Linked DNA regions of Homo sapiens: regions 1 and 2 are each linked to region 3. Evidence: read pairs that join two places in POLR2A ChIA-PET (ENCODE). Cell type or tissue: K562. All regions are shown on one strand. Region 1 has its middle 22 kb from the start of GGTLC2. Region 2 holds the start of LL22NC03-102D1.18 (a long non-coding RNA gene). Region 3 has its middle 52 kb from the start of MIR650.

Region 1 (5,000 bases), 100 kb before region 3:
GCAGCGCTCTCGGGACGTCTCCACCATGGCCTGGGCTCTGCTCCTCCTCACCCTCCTCACTCAGGGCACAGGTGATGCCTCCAGGAAAGGGGCCTCAGGGACCTCTGGGCTGATTCTTAGTCTCCTGCTCCTCAGGCTCACCTGGGCCCAGCACTGACTCACTAGAGTGTGTTTTTTCCTTTTTCCGGGCTCTCGGGCTCAGTCTGCCCTGACTCAGCCTCACTCAGTACCCGGGTCTCCTGGACAGTCGGTCACCATCTCCTGCACTGGAACCAGCAGTGACGTTGGGCATTATAACTATGTCTCCTGGTGCCAGCAGCACCCAGGCACATGATTTATGAAGTCAGTTATAGGCTCTCTGGAGTCTCTGATCACTTCTCTGGCTCCCAGCTCTGGCAACATGGCCTCCATGACCATCTCTGGGCTCCAGGCTGAGGACGAGGCTGATTATTACTGCAGTTCATATACAAGCAGCAACATTTTCCACAGTGGACATAAGATTGATTCTCAGGCTCCAAGTCTGGCCAGTGAGCTTCTTTGAGACTCCCTGGGATCCCAGCAGTGACACTGATCACTATTGCTGTCCCACACATCCCAAGTGATGAGGAAGTAAGACCAAAACCCTCCTGAGATTCCTGACTTGTGTCCTGACACCAGGGCTGTTGGGATTCCTGTCTTTCCTTCAAGATTGTTCAAATAAGCAGTGACAGTCACTTCCATGTGAGATATGAGAAGAAGAATAATTCCATATGAACCAAATCCACGAAGCCTACACTGAAGCCTGCCAAGTTCTCTGCAGTCCAGCGCGATGAAGGGAGCATTTTCGTGGGAACTTTTGGGAATATGAGGGGAGCCAGGCTCAGCTATGGGTTCCAGAGACAAAGCTCCTGGATGTTTCTCCCCGGCCTTGGTCCATCACCTGCTACCTCTCCTCACTCTTTCCACAGACACTGCCCCAGGCTAAGCCCCCACAGGACCCTAAGCCTATTCCTGACCCTGAGCTCAGCCCAGGTGATGCTTCAGGAGATGGGATCCTGAGAATGAGCCCCAACATCTCTTTAACCTAAGGTGTGGGGTCATGAGACACCTGTTAGCCATAAGACACCTGTCCCCCACCTGCTCAGGAGACAGTGGAGCAGGCAACAGTGCAGAGAGAACCAGCAGGAGCCAGGCCAGGCCCTGCATCCAAAGCAGGCCCCAGTCCCCACAGATTCTCCAGCTCTAGCCTGTGGTACAGCCCCCACTTTCTGCAGGCTGAAATGGGCTTCTCAGGATGGGCAGGCCATGATGGGGGATGGCAGTGTGTCCACAGGACACAGCCCTGCTGCCTGCCTGACCCTCATGCCCCCTCCTTCCCCACCCTGGTTAATCTCCACCAGAAAGGGCCCAGGTTCAGAACTCAGGACACCTGGATCAGCTCCTGGACTTGCCCCCACTGCTCTCTGTTCTCCTGAGCCACTTAGTCTCTTTTGGCCTCAGTGTTACCTGCTGTGAAGTGAGGAGGCTTATACTGAACTGAGGAAGCTCTTTTCTTCATTCAAAATTAAAAGACAGAAAAACAATGAAAGTCATGTAAATTAAAGCCTGCTGAGGGGATGTCATTTAATGGGCTTCAGTGGGTTTCAGACGTGGAACTTCTTGTCTTTTCTCTGCAGGGATTCCAAGACAGGGGCTCAAAAGAGCTTGCTTTCTGTATGGTGGGAACAGCGGTCCCTAGCTGAGAATAAGCAGGAGATTCCCAGCTTCATCAGGAAGGCAGACTAGGCTAGTGTAGAAATCCTCTCCGTACAAACTCTGAGAGGTGTTGAATAAAATAAAGATAAACATAATTTCATGTTTTCATGGTGCCGATGATGGTGATGTTAGCTCACAACTAAGCTGCAGTGCCTGGAACATCAGGAAATCACAGTGAATCACAGCTGCTCTTATTGGGTGGGAGGTGCACCAGTTTGATGCCTAAGTACATAGAAAGCCTGGGTCCCTGTAGGATGGCACATGCATCTCTCTGGACTTTGAAAGCTTTGCAGAAGAGCTTCAGTTGACTCACTCTAATTAGTCCGGACTGAACAAAACCACTAGAGGAGGGCATTTCAACCCTGAGACACTTCTATAGCCCCAACTTCCTACCCTGCGTGTGCGAACTCTCTGTGCTGGGCTGGGCAGGGCAGATTGGGTCACCCTGCACAGAATGGGGCTGGACTGTCTGGTCCTCAACTTCTGAGGTGACAGGTGCTGTGGAGGCACGTGGAAGAAAAAAGCTCCTGGGCTGAGTCTCCTCCACCAGCTGGGGGCAGCAGAGCTGCAGCCAGGAGCAGTCAGGATTAAGGCTGGGGCTGCCCAGCTGGGGCAAAGAGAAGGCCAGCCTGGCGTTCAACAGGTGTCCAAGAATCAGTCTTCAGACTGAAAGTGAGTGCAGTTCATCCTATCCCCTCAGGCTGCAGTGACCATTCTCTGAGGGTCAGACTCATACAGTGTCACCCCAGGACACTGACAGAAGCCCGGCACAGTGAAGGCCTCACCTGGGAAATGCAGCTGGAGGAGGCTGGGACCAGGTGTCAACTGGGGCAGCTTACTCAGGAAGGGGATTTCTTTGGAGACATCCCAAGGTTGAGGTGCTCTAGGAGGGGGCACAGCGTGAGGTGACGGGGCTCCCAGGGCCCGGGTTCTTCACCCAGGATGGCTGTCTGAGCCTCCTGCCACTCTCAGGGCCTTGTCCCTCTCAGTCCAGCAGCAACCTGGGGAGCTGAGCCCTCTGTCCTGGGCACTTCCAGATACACCATACCTCACTTCCTTCTGCCTCACCTTCCAGCTCCAGGCGGACTCTGACTCAGGGGGAAACTCCTGTGCTCAGGGGAGTCTCGGGTGGGTGGGGTGAAGCATTTGGGATCCTGATCCCTTCATGGGGCATCCCCAGCATCCTTAAGGAGACACTCTTCAGAGGGACAGGGCTTCTCACCTGCCTCAGCTCTGACCATGGGGCTGTCCACACTCAGTGACAGGACACTGACCAGGGATCTGACTGGAGTGACCAGGAACCTGGCTGGGGCAACCAGGGACCACCCACCCTCTGGAGCTCACATGCTGTGCAGAGACCATGACCCTGGGACCCCTTCAGAGACCATGGGGCCTGAAGTTAGATTTTCAGTCCAGTGTGGTTTTCTCCTGCTTTTTGCAAGTTTACATAAAACATTGATGAGAAAAACATACATAAATAACAGACGAGCTGAGGGTGCCAATTGCTAATCTCTTGTGGCAATGAGGGGTGATGTAGCAGGAGCAGCACCATGGCTGAAATGAGACCAGAGGCCCTGTTGACTCCACAGGGGTGTGTGGTTGCTTAAATGACCCAACTATTCCCACTGAATAATCAGCAAGTGTCCCAATGACACAGCACAGCATTTAGATGAAATGAACAAGAGGGGACTGAGTCTGAGGGACCAGGGGGAGGAAGATCATGGGTCCCTGGGCCACCTGCTGCTGAGTCAGGTGTCAGCAAGATCTCTCCGCAGAGCCCAGCTCAGCCCATGGCCAACCTCCTGGAAGGTCCACAGCTCTGCTGAGCCTGGCCCAGGACAGACCCCAGGTCAGCGAGGTTTGGGACAGTGGTCATGAGATTAATTCCCAGAAAGGTGACTGTGATCACAGGGCTTGAAGGCTGCAGCTGATTTTCTAATCTGAGACCCTGCTTCTTCCTCCTGTTGCCTGTGCTGCCCTCACAGCTGGTTTGAGTGACATCTCTCCAGGAGGAGTCGCAGAGGATGTAAATTTGCATAAACGCCAAACACTGACTGCCCCCAAAAGCTGGAGAGGGAATAAGAGAGGCCTGGGGAGCCCAGCTGTGCTGTAGGCTCAGGAGGCAGAGCTCTGAATGTCTCACCATGGCCTGGATCCCTCTCCTGCTCCCCCTCCTCATTCTCTGCACAGGTGCTGCCCCTAGGCTCAGTCTCCACAGACCCCAAGTTGAGCCTGACCTGAATCCTGAGCAAAGCCCTGCCACTGCCTCTGGGGGGGATTCCTGGCAATGCGTCCTTTGTCCTCAAGCCCCCTCTCCTGTCTTTTCTTGCAGTCTCTGTGGCCTCCTATGAGCTGACACAGCCATCCTCAGTGTCAGTGTCTCCGGGACAGACAGCCAGGATCACCTGCTCAGGAGATGTACTGGCAAAAAAATATGCTCGGTGGTTCCAGCAGAAGCCAGGCCAGGCCCCTGTGCTGGTGATTTATAAAGACAGTGAGCGGCCCTCAGGGATCCCTGAGCGATTCTCCGGCTCCAGCTCAGGGACCACAGTCACCTTGACCATCAGCGGGGCCCAGGTTGAGGATGAGGCTGACTATTACTGTTACTCTGCGGCTGACAACAATCTCACAGTGACACAGGCAGATGGAGAAATGAGACACAAACCCCTTGCCATCTGTGTCACCTTCTTCCTCCAGCCCCAGGAGGACTGTGGACAAAGCCACGAACAGGTCTGGCCCAGTACACCCAGATCAGAGACTCTGAGGCCTCCTTCCTTCCAGATCTCTACGGAGGCCCTACAGAAGGTGGATCAATAATAAATTCGGGGTTGGCAGGTCCAGTAGGTCCTGGTGTTTTCTGGGCTGGAGTGTGACTTGGGGAAAAATGACTTGAATGGAAGTACAGTCAGTGGGAGACATCTATTGAGTGGTGATGGTCCCAGTATTTCCTTGTGTGGTGACTGAACCTAGGGCAGTGCCACTACTCTGTGGCCCAAATGCCCTGGGTTATTCCTCTGAGTTCCCCGTGTATTATTGAGATGCTCCAGCCCCCACTCTCATGGTATCCTGATCTGAAGAATCATGGCCAGTGCCCATTGCAGTGTCTCCATCTAGGTGCCATTTTCAGGACTCATGCATCCAGCATCCAAACAAGGCTGTGTGGGAGACCGTGACTTGTCACAGCTGTTCCCCACTGGAAAATGCCACTGAGCTGCAGAGAACTGCTCTCCCAGTGATGTTCCCCCTTCACAGTGTGGTTCAGGTGC
Region 2 (5,000 bases), 60 kb before region 3:
ACACACTCTTACACACCTACTTTATTGGAGCTTCTGCTCTACAAACATGGCTGAGCTCTAAATTAGAGACTTTTGAAAGTGCAGACGGATGCAGGAACTCGTCCATCTGGAGACTTTCCACCACTTGAAGCAGTGAACACGTCTGTGCAAGGCTCAGAATTTCAAGTGACAGGATGTTGGGATTTCAAAGAAAACTAAATCTTTGGATGAACCACGACAGAAGAGGGAAGGTTCACACATTTCCCTGCTGCTTGGGCCTCAGTGAGGACTGACTCAGCCAGTCTCAGGCTCCTGGAGACCGCCTGGGAGATCTGCACTAGGAAACCATTTTCAGCACAGCCTGGGGCTGGTAAGGGGCCCTTACTCTGTTATTCTGCTGCCTGATAATTTTGCATCCAGAGAAGAATTAGGACCTGTGAGTCCAGGAATTTCAAAGCCCATAGACAAGGTCCCCTCATTCTGCCGTGACAGCCTCAGCTCTGCTTTCCCAAAAAAAGAGCATCTTCCCAGCATGAAGAACCAGGAGCAAAGAGGGAGCTTCTCCCAGGGGTGAGCAGGGCAGAAGCCACCTTGGTCAGTGGGAAGGAAACATGCTCAGCTCACATCTGACCCAGAATGACTCAGTCACACCTGTGCAGGGTCACCTGTGTGTGAGCATCATCTATTTGCTCCATGAGAAAATACCTTGTGTGGCTCTTGGGTAAAATCATACCATAGGTGACATTTCTCTGCCTATTGCTTCAGCCGATGCTTTTCGTGATTCCCTTTAGGACACTGGCATAAGGTAAGCATGTCAGGTGTGGGACGTATTGAACAGGAAAAGCAGAGGCTTCTCATATCAATGCTCGTGGCTTGTATTTGGGCCCATACCTCATGGAAATGGGAAAAACAGAAAAGAAAATGATACTCTGCTCAAAAAAGCACTGAGAAATGCTATAGTATTAATATATCGACAACTCATTTATTGAGCTAATGAAATATTAACATAGATAGATCATTTTTATAGGGGGATCCCTAATCCTTAAACATTATATTAAAAATTTGTCAGCTTAAAGGATCATTAAAAGGCCTATGTTTGATTGAAACCTGGAGTACTGTACTTTGAGTCTTCTAATCAGCCAATGAGTGCAGGGAGCTGGCTGCCCTCCCAGGTCCTGACTGGCTCCATGTCCAGGTAGAGCAGCGCTCCCCACAGGCAGCTGGAGGAACTGACGAGGGGAAGCTGTTGGCATCAGGGCCTCAAAAATTTGACTCAGGATTTTCCCACGTCCCCTCCCCAAGTCCAGGCGGGTTCCAGGACACTCAGAAGAGCTCATCATTATGGGTCTAGGACTTCCCTGGTCCTGCTCTTCTTTCTTCCTTCCCCAGTGGCCTTAAGATTGTCACTCCCTGTCACAGGCCCTTCCTTTCCTTGTCAAGTGCACTCCCTGAATTCTCTGCTCCTGGGTCAGGAAAGCTCTGGAACTTCAGGGAAAGCAGTGCTGGGTGACCCAATGGGGACCCAGAAAGCTGGCCCAGGGCCAGATACACAGGCAGCAGGGTGGGTCCCTACAGTGCTGCCTGGTGGGCATCAGGTAGAGGGGAGTGACCAGGACCAACTCCCCTGAGTGTCTTCAGGGCCAGGTGAACTAGGGAGGGTCTGGGACCTGGTGTGGACCCATGCACTGACCCAGGAATAGGACAGGAAACTCCTCAGAGCAAGGACTGTGTTTTCCTCATGCTGAGCTCCTGAAAAGCAGTCTTGCCAGGATAGAGTGGGCCAGGGTGGATATATGTTGGGTGAATGAGCTTCTGTCTCTGTTTTATTGCAGGAGTCACTACGAAGGTACGCTGGCCCTGTATTTGTATCCAGAACCAGTCAAAGCCACCTGTGAGTCCTGCATCCCTCAGTACCAAGCCCCAGTCCCCCTTCAGGACCACCCACCACACAGAGAGACAGACGTGCAGGGAGCCTGAGGAAGAACCTGAAACCTCCTCTACTACATGGAGTGTTTGTATTTCCATCAGGAATCTTGAGCACCTTGTGCCGGGTCTTGAGGCAGGAAGGGGCCACACAGAGAAGAGGAGTTTCTTCCCTGAGGTCAGCAGTCCATGAACGAAGGGATCAGGGACTTGAGCAGCAGATTCTGAAGCAACACCTGGACCCAGGAGGCCCCTGAGCCTCCAGCAGCCCGCGTAGAGTGGCCACCAGGGGGCAGCAGAGAGTAACCTGGCAGAAGCACCTGGAGATGGGGTGGGCCTGGGCATCAGGGAGATGCCCACATGCAGGGAGGGTCGGTGACCATGACCTGAGATCTGGAGGGAAAGAGGTTCTTCTTTTCTTAGAGTATTTGTCCTTGACACCGATGTTTACATTCTTCTGGCTTCCTGGTTCTCAGATCTGACTCTTGGAGATGATCCTTATTTTTCTGACACACATTCAGGCACTTTGCCTCTTCCCATCGACCTGGCCCCCATCTCACTGTCACACATGCCATCCCATCCTGTAGTCAGACGTGTCCCACCTCCCTGCCTTTGCTCTGGGAGCCCCTGTCCTGCAGACACAGCCACTTCTCCTTCCCTGGCCACCCCTCAACGTCCACTGTCCCCGGTCTTTCCTGACTCTGTTCTGGGGAACCTGCCAATTCGTAGTTCTTGATTTCCTTATGAGACACACAATACTTACTCATTAATCTTTTGTTGACTTAAGTTTTTATCCATTGTTACATTTTCCCAGCAACAGAAGACAACTTAGTTATAATAAACACTTACTTCCTGGGTCTTGGAGTTTGCAGCCCCCTCTCATTTTCTCATGAAGCAAACATTTCCTTCACCTCCTGATCTGTCCCTGGTCCTGACAGCACCCTGGTGATACTGAGGCACAGCACCCATGACCTGACACTAGAACTCGCAGCCAAGGTAGAAACTTACCGCATCCCATGGATCTTCCAAAATTCTATGTGCCCTTGGCAACCAAGAATTGCATTCTCCTCTAGCACAGAGGAGCTGTGCCCTGGAATGGGGCCTGTACCTGTCCAAGGCTTGTGCCGTCCCCTGTGGGAGATGAGAAGCGTCCCTGCATTGGGCTCTTGGGGACCCGTCTTGGACATGAGTGAGAATGAAGAGGGTCCCTGCATTGGGCTCTGGCATGTGACTTTAAATGGATTTAGGCCTGTACCAGACATCTCATGTCTGACATAAAATATTTACAATCAGGACATTACTAGAGAAGCAGAAAAAAGCTAACCACCTCCCTTCTGAGCCAGGATGGAATGAAGGAGGGGACTGTGGACCCCAGATAATTCCCCTGTCACCACTGTGACTCTAACAACCTCTTAAATCACGGCCAACATCTATCCCATAGGAAGGTCTTTATATCCCCTAGAAAATACAGAGGAAGTCAGCTCTGAGCTTTTCCACGACCAACCCAGCCAAGGAGCAAGGCTGGGCACAACCTGGGTAAAGATGTGAGCCCAGACCATGGGACCAGTGGGTGAAGGAAAATCGCATGGGCTGAGGGGGTGGGTAAGCAGGGGCCAGCCCTCCTCTCTCTGTTTCCTTTGGGGCTGAGTCCTTCTCTGGAAACCACAGATCTCCTCCAGCAGCAGCCTCTGACTCTGCTGATTTGCATCATGGGCCGCTCTCTCCAGCAAGGGGATAAGAGAGGCCTGGGAGGAACCTGCTCAGTCTGGGCCTAAGGAAGCAGCACTGGTGGTGCCTCAGCCATGGCCTGGACCGTTCTCCTCCTCGGCCTCCTCTCTCACTGCACAGGTGATCCCCCCAGGGTCTCACCAACCTGCCCAGCCCAAGGGTTCTGGGTCCAGCGTGTCCTTGATTCTGAGCTCAGGAGGGCCCTTCCTGTGGTGGGCAGGATGCTCATGACCCTGCTGCAGGGTGGGAGGCTGGTGGGGCTGAACTCCCCCCAAACTGTGCTCAAAGGCTTGTGAGAGCCTGAGGGACTGCACCTGCCAGGAGAGAGTAGTGAGTTTTCAGTTCAAAGTCTCCATACAACAGGAAAGTCATGGGCCACTGGGGCTGGGGCTGATTGCAGGGGATACCCTGAGGGTTCACAGACTCTCTGGAGCTTGTCTGGGACAGCAGGGCAAGGGATTTCATAAGAAGCATCTTTCACCTGCAAGCCAACCTCTCTCTTATTTATTTATTTATTTATTTATTTATTTATTTATTTATTTTTATCTTTGCAGGCTCTGTGACCTCCTATGTGCTGACTCAGCCACCCTCGGTGTCAGTGGCCCCAGGACAGACGGCCAGGATTACCTGTGGGGGAAACAACATTGGAAGTAAAAGTGTGCACTGGTACCAGCAGAAGCCAGGCCAGGCCCCTGTGCTGGTCGTCTATGATGATAGCGACCGGCCCTCAGGGATCCCTGAGCGATTCTCTGGCTCCAACTCTGGGAACACGGCCACCCTGACCATCAGCAGGGTCGAAGCCGGGGATGAGGCCGACTATTACTGTCAGGTGTGGGATAGTAGTAGTGATCATCCCACGGTGACACAGGCAGATGAGGAAGTGAGACAAAAACACCCTCCCAGCCTCGGTCACCCTCTTGCTCCAGCCCCGGGAAGCCTGTTGATAAAGCCATGAGTGAATCTGGCCCAGTTCACCTGGATCTGAGCCTTTCAGGTTGCCCTTCCCTCCAGCCCCCTCCAGGAGTCTCTACAGAAGATACATCAGGCATAAATATGGCCTGGAAGGGCCAGAATCATCTGGTGACTTGGGGCTGTTGTGTGAGTTAGAGAATGAAGGCTTGGGTGGAAAGACAGACAGAGGCAACCTCTGTCCACTGTCCTACCCCTGGATGGTCATATGGTGGGGACAGGGCAAGTCCTTAGACCAACTGTCTGGATCAGGCCCCAGAACTACTGCCCAGTTCTGCTGAGGTCCTGGCCCCCAGGCTGTGTGGCAGCCTGTGATTCCCAACAGAGCAAACCAGAGGAATGGACACTGTGAAGTCTGCCCAGATCCCCTCCTCAATGTGACCCACCTGGCACTGCTGAGA
Region 3 (5,000 bases):
CCCTTCCTTTCCTTGTCAAGTGCACTCCCTGAATTATCTGCTCCTGGGTCAGCAATTCTCTAGAACTTCAGGGAAAGCAGTGCTGGGTCACCCACATGGGGCCCCAGAAAGCTGGCTAAGGACCAGACACACAGGCAGCAGGCTAGGTCCCCACAGGGCTGCATGGTTGGCATCGGGTAGAGGGGAGGGACCAGGAACCACTCGCTGAGTGTCCGTAGGGCCAGGTGAACTAGGGAAGGGCTGGAACCTGGTCAAAGAATTGTGTACTAAGCACCACTTTCTCTGTTCTATATGCTACAACTCAACTTTCTCTCTCTCTCTCTTCTCTAATTAACAATGATATCCTGTCTGGTCCAAGGTCACACATTTCCAGTGTTGCAGGAATGTCTGTTGAATCTGCTAATTTGTTGCTGGGAAGAATACTCAAATTTCTCATGCTCATATTTGATTGTCAACTGTCTCCAGCCAGCATTTCTAAACCAGGATCCTTTGACAAGACTTGTGAAGAATTTTGTAAAAAGTAGCCCCCAGGATGTCAGTGTTCACTGTTGGCAGCAGGACTGTTTCCACGCAGTAGGGCTACTGCAAGCCACACCTGTCCCCACACAGTAGCATCTTCCTGGAGGTCAAGAGTGATTTTGTTTGCTATGCTGCCCCAGATCACCTAATTTATTACCTGTGAATTTCACACACTACACATCCTGCCTGTCCCCAAATTCTTCACTTATGGGCAAATGTCACATCTGACCTGAACTGGTTTACATCCCAGATCCCCTTCAGGCTTCCCACTGTCCTTTCAGATCCTCACACACCCAAGACCCTTCTCCGCAGGGCACAGACACAGCTCCCTGCACACGCTTCCATCACTTGTCTCTTCACTCCTTCCTCAAAGGAACTCCACAGACTCTTCTTCAGGGAGGCCTTCTCCAATCACTGAAGCTACAGCAGCCAGCCAGTCAGCTTCTGTCAGAACTTTCAATGATTAGCTGCATAGAGCTTACAATTACACATTTGTTTTTTCTATCGTTATCTTTTGACTGATTTATTTCTATTAATCATTGCATTATCAGTCAGAAATGCTTTTTCACTACAAGAACACATGTGGCAGGAACCAGGGAGCTTCCAATTTTCTTCCACAAAAATAAGTCTGCACGTGCTTGGTGGTTGTTTTCCAGATGCTCTCCAGTTCCATAGGAAGCTCAAATATTTCTACCTCTCCATTCCCTTTCAATGAGATGTTGACTTTGTTTTCATTGTTGTTGATGTAAGACCTCAGCATGGCTGCTGCAGCTCCAGCTATCACACCCAAGTTCAAGAGAAAAAGCAAAGCACAAACCCAATCTAGTCCTTCCTTCATAAGAGGAAAAGTTTCCTGAGAAGAATCTCAGCCATCTGACTCTTACATCCTATGGACCAACGCTGGGCTACATGGTCACTGCTGGCTAGAAGAAACTGGAAATTTGCCTGACTTTCAAGTGAATAGAGGGGATGACACACAAGTAGAAGGTGGTAGGGAGTATCTGCTGGGTCTGTAAACCCAATCTGCCTACTGCACTGATCCAGCAACAGGACAGGAAACTCCTCAGAGCAAGGACTGTGTCTTCCTCATGCTGAATTCCTAAAATGCATTCTTGCCAGGACAGAGTGGGTCAGGGTGAATATTTGTTGGGTGAATGAGCTTCTGTCTCTGTTGTATTGCAGGAGTCACCACCAGTGCACATTGGCCCTGTATTTGTATCCAGAACCAATCAAAGCCACCCCTGAGTCCTGCATCTCTCAGTACCAAGCTCCAGTCCCCCTTCAAGACCACCCACCACACAGACGTGCAGGGAGCCTCAGGAGGGCACTGTCACCTCCTTCTCCACATGTGAGTGTTTGTATTTCCATCAGGAATCTGAGCACCTCGTGCCCAGGTTTGAGGCAGGAAGGGGCCACAAACAGAAGAGAAATTTCTTCTCTGAAGTCAACAGTCCATGAATCAAGGAATCAGGGACCTGAGCAGCAGATTCTGAAGCTACACCTGAACCCAGGAGGCCCCTGAGCCTCCAGCTGACAGTGTAGAGTGGCCACCTGGGGGCAGCAGAGAGTAACCTGGCAAAAATCCCTGGAAAGGGGGTGGAGCTGGGCATCAGGGAGATGCTGACATGCAGGGAGGGTCAGTGACCATGACCTGAGACCTGGAGGGAAAGAGGTTCCTCTTTTCTTAGAATATTTGTCATTGACACTGATGTTTAAATTCTTCTGACCTCCTGTCTCTCAGATTTGACTCTTGGAAATGGTGCTTATTTTTCTGATACAGATTCAGACAATTTGCCTCTTCTCATTGCCCTGGCCCCCATCTCACTGTCACACATGCCATTCCATTCTGTAGTCACGCGTGTCCCACCTCCCTGCCCTTTTCTCTGGTAGCTCGTCCTGCAGACACAGGGGCTTCTCCTTCCCTGGCCACTCCTCCACGTCCACTGTCCCCAGTCTTTCCCAACACTGTCCTGGGGAACCTGCCAAATCACAGCTCTTGATTTCCTTATGAGGCACAAAATACTTGCTCCTTAATCTTTTGTTGACTTAAGTTTTTATCCATTGATATATTTTCCCAGCAAGTGAAGACAACTTAGTTATAATAAACATTCACCTCCAGGGTCTTGGAGTTTGCAGCCCCCTCTCATTCTCTCACAAAGCCAACATTTCCTTCACCTCCTGATGTGTCCCTGGCCCTGACAGCACCCTGGGGATACTGAGGCACAGCACCTATGACCTGGCATTAGAACTCACAGCCAAGTAGAAACTTATCACATCCCATGGATCTTCCAAAACTCTGTGTGCACTTGGCAACCAAGAATTGCATTCTCCTCTAGCACTGAGGGGCTGTGCCCTGGGGTGGGGCCTGTACTGGTGCAAGGCTTGTGCTGTCCCCTGTAGAGTGGGAAGTAAAAGGTCCCTGCATTGGGTTCTGGATTGTGTCTTCAAAATGAATTTAGGCCTATACCAAACATCTCATGTCTGACATAAAATATTTATGACCAGGACATTTCTAGAGAAGCAGAAGAAAGTTAACCACCTCCCTCCTGAGCCAGGATGGAATGGAGGAGGGGACTGTGGACCCCAGATAATTCCCCCATCACCACTGTGACTCTGGTAACCTCTTGAACAGGGCCAACCACTATCCCATAGGAAGGACTTTATATCCCCTAGAAAATACAGAGAAACTCAGCTCTGAGTTTTTCCATGACCAACTCAGCCCAGGGGCAAAAGTGGGCACAATCTGGGTAAAGATGTGAACTCAGACCATGGGACCAGTGGGTGGAGGAGAATCCCATGGGCTGAGGGGGTGGGCAAGCAGTGGTCACCCCTTTTCTCTCTCTCTCTGTGTCCCTTGGGACTGAGCCCTTCTCTGGAAACCACAAAGCTCCTCCAGCAGCAACCCCTGACTCTGCTGGTTTGCATCATGGGCTGTTCTCTCCAGCAAGGGGATAAGAGAGGTCTGGGAGGAACCTGCCTAGCCTGGGCCTCAGGAAGCAGCATCAGCAGTGCCTCAGCCATGGCCTGGACCCCTCTCCTCCTCAGCCTCCTCGCTCACTGCACAGGTGCTCTGCCCAGGGTATCACCAACCTGCCCATCCCCAGGGCTCTGGGTCCAGTGTGGCCATGACTATGAGCTCAGGAGGGCCCTGCCTGTGGTGGGCAGGATGCTCATGACCCTGCTGCAGGGTGAGGGACTGGCGGAGCTGAAGTCCCCTCAAACTCTGCTCAGAGGCTTGTGAGAGCCTGAGGGGCTGCACCTGCCAGGAGAGAGTACTGGGTTTTCAGTTCAAAGGCTCCATGCAGAGGGAAAGTCCATGGGCCACTGGGGCTAGGGCTGATTGCAGGGGATACCCTGAGGGTTCACAGACTCTCTGAAGCTTTTCCAGGACAGCAGGGCAGGGGATTTCATACGGATCTTTTACCTAAAAGCCATCCTCTCCTTTTTTTTTTTTTTTAATCTTTGCAGGCTCTGCGACCTCCTATGAGCTGACTCAGCCACACTCAGTGTCAGTGGCCACAGCACAGATGGCCAGGATCACCTGTGGGGGAAACAACATTGGAAGTAAAGCTGTGCACTGGTACCAGCAAAAGCCAGGCCAGGACCCTGTGCTGGTCATCTATAGCGATAGCAACCGGCCCTCAGGGATCCCTGAGCGATTCTCTGGCTCCAACCCAGGGAACACCGCCACCCTAACCATCAGCAGGATCGAGGCTGGGGATGAGGCTGACTATTACTGTCAGGTGTGGGACAGTAGTAGTGATCATCCCACGGTGACACAGGCAGATGGGGAAGTGAGACAAAAACACCCTCCCAGCCTCGGTCACCCTCTTGCTCCAGCCCCGGGAGGCCTATGGATAGAGCCATGAGTGAATCTGGTCCAGTTCACCTGGATCTGAGCCTCCCAGGCCGCCCTTCCCTCCAGCCCCCTCCAGGAGTCTCTATAGAGCATACATCAGGCATACACATGGCCTGGAAGGACCAGAATCATCTAATGACTTGGGGCTGTCGTGTGAGTTAGAGAATGAGGGCCTGGGTGGAAAGACAGACAGAAGCAACCTCTGTCCTCTGTCTTACCCCTGGATGGTAATGGGGTGGGGATGAGGCCAGTCCTTAGACCAGCTATCTGGCTCAGTCCCCAGAACCAACCCTGCTGAGGTCCTGGCCCCCAGGCTGTGTGGCAGTCTGTGATTCCCAACAGACCAAACCAGAGGAGGGGACACTGTGAAGTCTGCCCAGGTCCCCTCTTCAATGTGACCCACCTAGCACTGCTGAGAAGCCCAGCAGCTCAGAGCTGTGCCCACAATGGGAAGCGCTGTTGGTTGCAGAAAGCTTCCTCAAGTTTATGTCCTTTCTCAGATGGTTTTGGTTTAATCAACCAAGATCTCAAGTCCCTGCCTTAATGTAAGATGCCACTGAATGAAGGGCCTCCCAGCTCCAGAGCTCCCTGTGTGGACGGACACCTGAGGCCTCAGTGGCAA

Evidence for each region. Peaks named below come from ENCODE experiments on the same cell type or tissue, not always from the same donor. Only the 100,000 strongest peaks of a DNase experiment are listed, where the experiment ranks them.
Region 1: POLR2A ChIA-PET joins it to region 3 with 7 read pairs; 1 of 35 experiments calls an interaction of 5 or more read pairs at or near these places.
Region 2: POLR2A ChIA-PET joins it to region 3 with 5 read pairs; 1 of 35 experiments calls an interaction of 5 or more read pairs at or near these places.

Annotation. Positions count from the first base shown.
Region 1 is chr22:22,664,448-22,669,447 of GRCh38, forward strand. It overlaps IGL, the pseudogene IGLV2-28 and IGLV3-27. Among named protein-coding and RNA genes, the nearest start is that of GGTLC2, 22 kb to the left of the region's middle. RefSeq lists a silencer at 2,418-2,597. In K562, no CTCF peak of the experiment used is centred here; a DNase peak (open chromatin) is centred at 2,284; H3K27me3 peaks cover 2,141 bases.
Region 2 is chr22:22,708,715-22,713,714 of GRCh38, forward strand. LL22NC03-102D1.18 (a long non-coding RNA gene) reads right to left here and starts at 2,880. Exons shown (of 3, transcript XR_001755442.1): 1 at 2,752-2,880. It also overlaps IGL and IGLV3-21. In K562, no CTCF peak of the experiment used is centred here; DNase peaks (open chromatin) are centred at 1,147, 1,597, 2,177, 4,758 and 2 weaker places; H3K27me3 peaks cover 1,307 bases.
Region 3 is chr22:22,768,295-22,773,294 of GRCh38, forward strand. It overlaps IGL and IGLV3-12. Among named protein-coding and RNA genes, the nearest start is that of MIR650, 52 kb to the right of the region's middle. RefSeq lists a silencer at 2,095-2,261. In K562, CTCF peaks have their summits at 2,075 (motif pointing right) and 4,451; a DNase peak (open chromatin) is centred at 2,107; H3K27me3 peaks cover 1,511 bases.